2 separate regions of the Homo sapiens genome follow, and region 2 is linked to region 1. Evidence: chromatin contacts called from ENCODE Hi-C or POLR2A ChIA-PET data. All regions are on one chromosome and are shown on one strand. The core of a region is the stretch at or near the end of the contact, and the rest is flanking DNA. Distances in the headings are between cores, read along the strand shown.

The links. Hi-C counts contacts between places; a loop is a spot of excess contacts on that map. ChIA-PET counts read pairs that join two places held with the same protein, here RNA polymerase II (POLR2A). Pooled maps may share reads with other maps.
Region 2: a loop to region 1 is called in a map with no recorded cell type, with 5 times the contacts of the local background. The contact joins two enhancer-like sites. A Hi-C loop is called at or near these places in 4 of 37 single-sample maps with no recorded cell type and 13 of 50 pooled maps. POLR2A ChIA-PET finds 5 or more read pairs at or near these places in 12 of 52 experiments (CD4-positive, alpha-beta memory T cell, CD8-positive, alpha-beta memory T cell, GM12878 and 7 more).

Annotation. Positions count from the first base shown.
Region 1 is chr20:53,578,376-53,581,775 of GRCh38, reverse strand. It overlaps ZNF217 (zinc finger protein 217), which reads left to right. Exons shown (of 6, transcript NM_006526.3): 2 at 1-315; 3 at 3,326-3,400. Among named protein-coding and RNA genes, the nearest start is that of ZNF217, 14 kb to the left of the region's middle. Within about 2 kb of position 1,860, at least 26 of the 41 ENCODE cell types and tissues checked have a DNase peak (open chromatin) inside an H3K27ac peak, as active enhancers do; they include GM12878 and OCI-LY7, where a contact is called at or near this core.
Region 2 is chr20:53,892,346-53,895,564 of GRCh38, reverse strand. No RefSeq gene overlaps it. Among named protein-coding and RNA genes, the nearest start is that of BCAS1-AS1, 22 kb to the left of the region's middle. Within about 2 kb of position 1,729, at least 7 of the 41 ENCODE cell types and tissues checked have a DNase peak (open chromatin) inside an H3K27ac peak, as active enhancers do; they include GM12878 and OCI-LY7, where a contact is called at or near this core.

The DNA.
Region 1 (3,400 bases), core at 611-3,110:
GCAAACACTCCCACGGCGAAGCGCCCTCCGTGGACGCGGATCCCAAGTTACCCAGTAGCAAGGAGAAGCCCACTCACTGCTCCGAGTGCGGCAAAGCTTTCAGAACCTACCACCAGCTGGTCTTGCACTCCAGGGTCCACAAGAAGGACCGGAGGGCCGGCGCGGAGTCGCCCACCATGTCTGTGGACGGGAGGCAGCCGGGGACGTGTTCTCCTGACCTCGCCGCCCCTCTGGATGAAAATGGAGCCGTGGATCGAGGGGAAGGTGGTTCTGAAGACGGATCTGAGGATGGGCTTCCCGAAGGAATCCATCTGGGTAAGCTGCCCTGTCTCCGTCCCGTGCTGTTCCGCCTGTGTCTGTCTGTCTCCCCGTCTCCCCCTCTCTATTCCCATCTCCAGACAACGCTGGCCAGGAATGGGGTTTGGAGAGCCAGAGTCAAGTCCAGGCTCTTTTTGGTATCACTCTGTGTAAGTCATTTAACCTCTCAGGGCCTTAATTTTCTCATTTCTGTAATAACAGGGTTGAGTTAAGAGGTCTCCTTGTTCTGAAAATATATATATATTTTTTAAACGTGTATCGTTTTGCTCACAAAACACACTTTAAAAAAAAAATAACTTGTGCATCCAGCCCAAATGCACTGCTTCTTAACTGGGGCGATTTTGTTCCCAATCAGTATCTGGCAATGTCTGGAGGCATTTTGGTTGTCATACTGTGTGTGTGGGTGTGCCTGCTGGCATCCAGTGGGCAGAGGCCAGGGACACTGCTCAGCATGGTACAGTGCACAGGACAGCCCCATCATCAAAGAATTATCTGGTCCCAAATGTCAATAGTTTGAGCATTGAGAGACCCTAGCCTTCACTTAAGTTTTTCTGGCGTTCCTGATCTTTTTCTGTAGTGAATTTCTAGTGGCCATAAAAGGTACTGGGAGTGATGATCAACTAGAGCCAGGAATATTATTTGGGCAGCCGTTTGGTGCTGTCCAAAACCTTGTCCTTTCTGTCTGGCAAGCTAGTATCCATTTATAGGTACCTCAGGAACCCAAATGATTTGTCATAAAATACAAGGAATGTGAGCACACTGAAGACATTTTTAAGAAGGCTCATTTGCTCAGCAGAATTTTCAGTGTACTAGTGGCATTTATAGAAAGAGAAGGTGATCACTGAAGGCATGCTCACATAATATTCCTGAGCCCTGGTGGGCGTTATCTAGGGCAAAGGATTCCACCTGTGTTTGGAGTTGCGCCCATCCTCACTGTAGCCAGAGCTTCTCCTATCAGAGTTTAGTATTTTGTTTGAATAGAGGATCTTGCTGCTTAAAACAGTTGAAAAGACCCTGATGGGCAGGCCGTAATTGACAAGCGAATGATGGGAACATGAATCGGTCTTAGGGAAGCATCTGTCAAAGTGGTCCTCGGTTAAAACAAGTGCCTCCTCCTCTCAGTGTCACTTGATTGTGTGCTTGAATTCTTCGGAAAACTGGGTGTATGAGACCCACGATGAATTTGCCCACACGATTGATTGGACTCTTCCTTCACCTGCTCTTCAGCCAGTGCCAGTTCCTTTTCTGATCATGTGATTGACGTGAGAACTGTAGTCTGTATATCAAATCTTTAGAATGTTTTTGAGTTTCCTGGGACACAGGAAACCCAGCACTTAGCATACTACAAATCTAATGTCTTAATGGCATCATAAAAAGAGGCTTTAAACACAGACTCCAGTTAGCTAAGTGGTTTCTGCTAGTGCCGGTACTGTTGCAGGGGCCCTGTGAGATGCCCCAGTTCCCTGAAAGAAATGAAAAGGCCAGTTACCGGTAGGTGGTGTGGAAAACATGGGCTAGATCATCAGGCAGGACAGAATGCCTGGCTGTGGGTGGGAGCACCCCAGCTTGGCGTTGAGTTCTGGTTCTACCACTGCGTTGTTTTGTGACCAATTATGAGTTGCTTAACCTTTCTTTGCTACTATTTCCCTGTTTGCAAAATGGTTCATTGACCCCTGTCTTCCACCTCCCAAGGACAATTTCAACAGCCTATTTGTAAAAAGATCACAGTCCTTTAAAAAATATAACTGTAAAGTCAGAGGTGATGCTTGAAAGAGCAGGAACCAGGTAGATGTGGAAATGTCATGTCCTTTGTTCTAAAGAAAAGGCATTTCATAGCTTTTTGGATATGACGCAACATACCATAAATCCTGACACATAGTTGGGAGTCGGAAATTGCAACAACGCCCAGTTATAAACCCAGCTAGTTTGGGTATGATTGTAAGAAAAAAAAGCTGGCCATTCTGTATTTGGGGAATTGATTTTCCTAAACTTATATTATCTTAGTAGTCTAGATTTATCATATTGTACTATCATCCTGGCTTTTTTAAGACTTAAGAAGATCAAGTAAATTTTTTTTTCTTTCTTTAGACACTATATAGATCATCAAGGGTGTCTGTCTTACAGGTGGATAGTGATATGATCTACAGTGAGGGGACATTTATTTAAAACTTAAACATTCATGTGTTTTGGGGGTGGTATTTTAACGGCAGCACCTCTGATTGTCTTTTGGAGGGCTGGTGTGTGTTTGAAGTTCTGTCCTCCTTCCAGTGGACTCTAACTTCTCCTGATGCACGTGAGACACATTGTCCTATTGTCCTGCAGAAACTAAAGCCAAACACTGTCATTTGGGGACAGGTTTTCATTTGTCAGATCTCTTTCGCCCACATGAGTGTTTGTGGACAATACAGCCTGCTTTCCAAAACTTTGCTAAATTTTGACAGACTTTCCTAGGTGCTTGCCCAATGCCAGACTTTCTTTTCTGTTGAAGATTAAGTTGTGCTTGCTGCCCTCTAGTGGTCAGTTGTTTAATCCTAACCTTAAACGGCTTATTTTTCCCCTGGTGGTTGGGAAGTTGACGGTTTGTAATTGGCTCATTTTTCTAAATTATTCTGAAGAAGATAATTTTTCCCGCCAGTATGTATGTCCACCTTCAGTTTGCCAGATCCTGCCTGCTCAGAGACACTGAGAACCGGAAGCTGCCCGGGCAATTCAGTCTATGAAATGATCTTTCTTGTGATTAAGGCAAACGAAGAACTGAATGTTTAATAGTGTACTCTGCTGTACCCAGAAAAAAACAAAACAAAATCATGTTATAACACTCTAAAACTTCAAACAACCTCCAACAGCATTTGGTGTGTGTCTAGCCGTTTTGTTCTAACCCGATGTTATATAAAAGAATTTTTTCATGCTTTCCAAAAATGTTTATGTCAAGAATATTTAAGTCAGCATGCCTTATTCAGGTACTTCAGCTACCTTCTTATATAAATATTTTTGTTTTTCCTTTAAGATAAAAATGATGATGGAGGAAAAATAAAACATCTTACATCTTCAAGAGAGTGTAGTTATTGTGGAAAGTTTTTCC
Region 2 (3,219 bases), core at 480-2,979, 310 kb before region 1:
GCTAAATAAGAGCCTGAGGCAGACAGATAAGTCTTCAGTTGCAGAGTTGAAACTGTCACCGGTGATGATATAAACAGTTGTACCATCTGTGTGATGCCTTTATCAGGTTGGGGGACAGGCTCTGGAACCAGACCCCTTAGGTTCCAATTCAGGTTCAGCACTTACTGGATGCAAGTTAATTAAAGGTTCTGTACCTCAACATCCTTATTTGTAAAATGGGAATAATACTAAGACTTCCATTATACGTCTATGATGAGGATGAGATGAGTTGATACAGAAAAAGTACTTCCAGGAGTCTCTGGCCCACGGCAAGCACCAGTAAGTAGCCTCTCCTCTTTATCCCCAGTGCATCTTCTTCATCGTTAGTTAATTCGGCTGCTCTCAGCCCCCATGAAGTGGCTAGCACAGAGAGGCAGGACTGCAGGATGTCAAGGCTTCATGTTCAGATGGTCTTGGGTTCGCACTCCTTGCAGTGACAAGCTGTGTGACAGAACAAAACTACCTCTTTGTGCCTCGGTGGCCTCATAGATACCACCTCAATAATACCACATCATTATGGAAACTTTATGAAGGCTATATTAACGAATGGGTGCAAAATGCTCAGCTCAGTCATTTCTCAATAATAATGACTCTTTTTATAAACATCCTCACTCTTTTTTTTTTTTTTTTTTTTGAGACAGGGTCTTGCTCTGTTGCCGAGGCTGGAGTGCAGTGGTGTGGTCACAGCTCACTGCAGTCTCAACTTCCTGGGCTCAAGTGATCTTCCTGCCTCAGCCTCCTCAATAGCTAAGACTACAGGCACACACCACCATGCCTGGCTAAATTTTTTGTAGAGATGGAGATCTTGATTTGTTGCCCAGGCTGATCTCAAACTCCTGGCCTCAAGAGATTCTCCCGCCTTGGCTTCCCAAAGTGCTGAGATTACAGGTGTGAGACACTGTGCACAGTGAAACAGCCCCATTCTAATGATGAGAAACTGAGAAGCAAAAAGGTTAAGGATTAAGAACCTAAAGATGCAGAAATCCAGCCAGCGTGTTGGCTCACGCCTTGTAGTCCCAGCTACTAGGGAGATTGAGGCAGGAAGATAGCTTGAGTGCAGGACATTCAGGCAGCAGTGCGCCATGATGGCACCATTGCACTCCAGCCTGGGTGACAGAGCCAGACCCCATTTCTAAAACAAAAAAAAAATCAAATAACTAAAGATACAGAATTTTCAGCTTTTTCTGCAAGAGTGGTGCACCCTGAAGTATGTTATACCAAACACTGGTGGGATACAGAAGGGTATTCAGAGAGCTATCGGCAACATTATGTATTACTTTTTTTTCTTTTTTTTTTTTTTGTGGTGGAGTCTCGCTCTGTTGCCCAGGCTGGAGTGCAGTGATGCGATCTTGGCTCACTGCAACCTCTGCCTCGTGGGTTCAAGCAATTCTTCTGCTTCAGCCTCCCGAGTAGCTGGGATTACAGACGCACGCCACCACGCCCGGCTAATTTTGGTATTTTTAGTAGAGACGAGGTTTCACCATGTTGGCCAGGCTGATCTCAAACTCCTGACTTCAGGTGATCCGCTCGCCTCGGCCTCCCAAAGTGCTGGGGTTACGGGCATGAGCCACTGCACCTGGCTGTATTACTTTTAATAGTTGTGTATTTTCATGAACACATATATACTTAAGGGTGGAGGGTGGGGTGGGGAGAGGATGGAAAAACTACCTATTCGTACTATACTTATTACCTGGGTGGCAAAATAATCTGTACACCAAAACCCCATGACACACAATTTACCTATATAACAAACCCGCACGTGTACCCCTGAACCTAAAAAAAAAGTTTAAAAAAAGCATTCTTTAAAAAAAAAAACGGTATGTATTTTTTTCACAGTTTCTATCTGTGGCAAGAAAATCAGCCTCCCATTTACCATAGTGACATAAAGTTTCCTTTTTATGTCAGTGTAGTCAATATCCAAATAATGAAAGAAAAATCTTAAGTCAACACTAAACAAGGCAGCAAGAGATATGGCAAAAATCATGAAGTTCATATGTGAGCAGCGGCATGAGAGACACTGTGGTAGACCACATCTGGTGATTCAAATCGCCCAGCAAGATGGTCAAGGGGCCCCTTCAAGGGTTGCAGACAGTGACAGTCTTGTGATTCACTCCCACGTTCTTCATAAGTGAATCTTTCCTTTCTCTGGGTACACATTGACCTATTCCTTCATGAATTTCTTAACCACAAATTAGAACCATGTTATGACCGTCTTGGTCTCCAATTTTTCATCTTTCCTAACTTCCCCCTTGATGTCATTAACTGGTGTGTGTGTGTGTGTGTGTGTGTGTGTGTGTGTGTGTGTAAAAGACAGAGAAAGAAAGGCTGAGGGAGAGAGGGAGAGATGCTTGTGAACAAAGACCATACATGCCTCTCTTGTTCACACCACCTGCTTCAATAATGGACATGTGGGAGTGGCTTAATAGTGATCGTTTACCGTGTGCTATGCATGCATGATTGTTTCTAATCCACCCAGCACTTGGCAAGGCAGATAGTATCACACTACGATTTTTACAAATGAGGAGGAACTTGAGGCTTACAGGGGTGAGGTGGACCCAAGTGGAAGCAGCTAATGTGACAATATTAGAAGTTGAACCTGGGTAGCCTAAACTTAGAGCCTAGATCTAAACCCTTACCCCATTGTCACCCACTTTAAAAGATGCCAGGGAGAGGAGGGGAGGGGAGGGGAAGGGAGAGGGGAGGGGAAGGGAGGGGGAGGAGAAGGGAGGGGAAGGGAGGGGGAGGAGAAGGGAGGGGAAGGGAGGGGAGGGGAGGGGAGGGGAGGGGAGGGAAAGAGAAGGGGAAAGGGAAAGGGGAGATAGAGGCAACAATATTATTTTTATTTTTTATTTTTTTGAGACAGAGTCTTGCCCTGTCACCCAGGCTGGAGTGCAGTGGCACAATCACAGCTCACTGCAACCTCTGCCTCCTGGGTTCAAGTGATTCTCCTGCCTCAGCCTCCCAAGTAGCTGGGATTACAGGTACCCACCACCATACCCAGCTAATTTTTGTATTTTTAGTAGAGATGAGATTTCACCATGTTGGCCAGGCTGGTCTTGAACTACTGACCTTAGGTGATCTGCCCACCTCAGCCTGCCAAAGTGCTGGGATTACAGGCATGAGCCACTGCGCCAGGCCAATAATATTGTTTTTAAGCTACCTAACTAAACTTCCATGTCT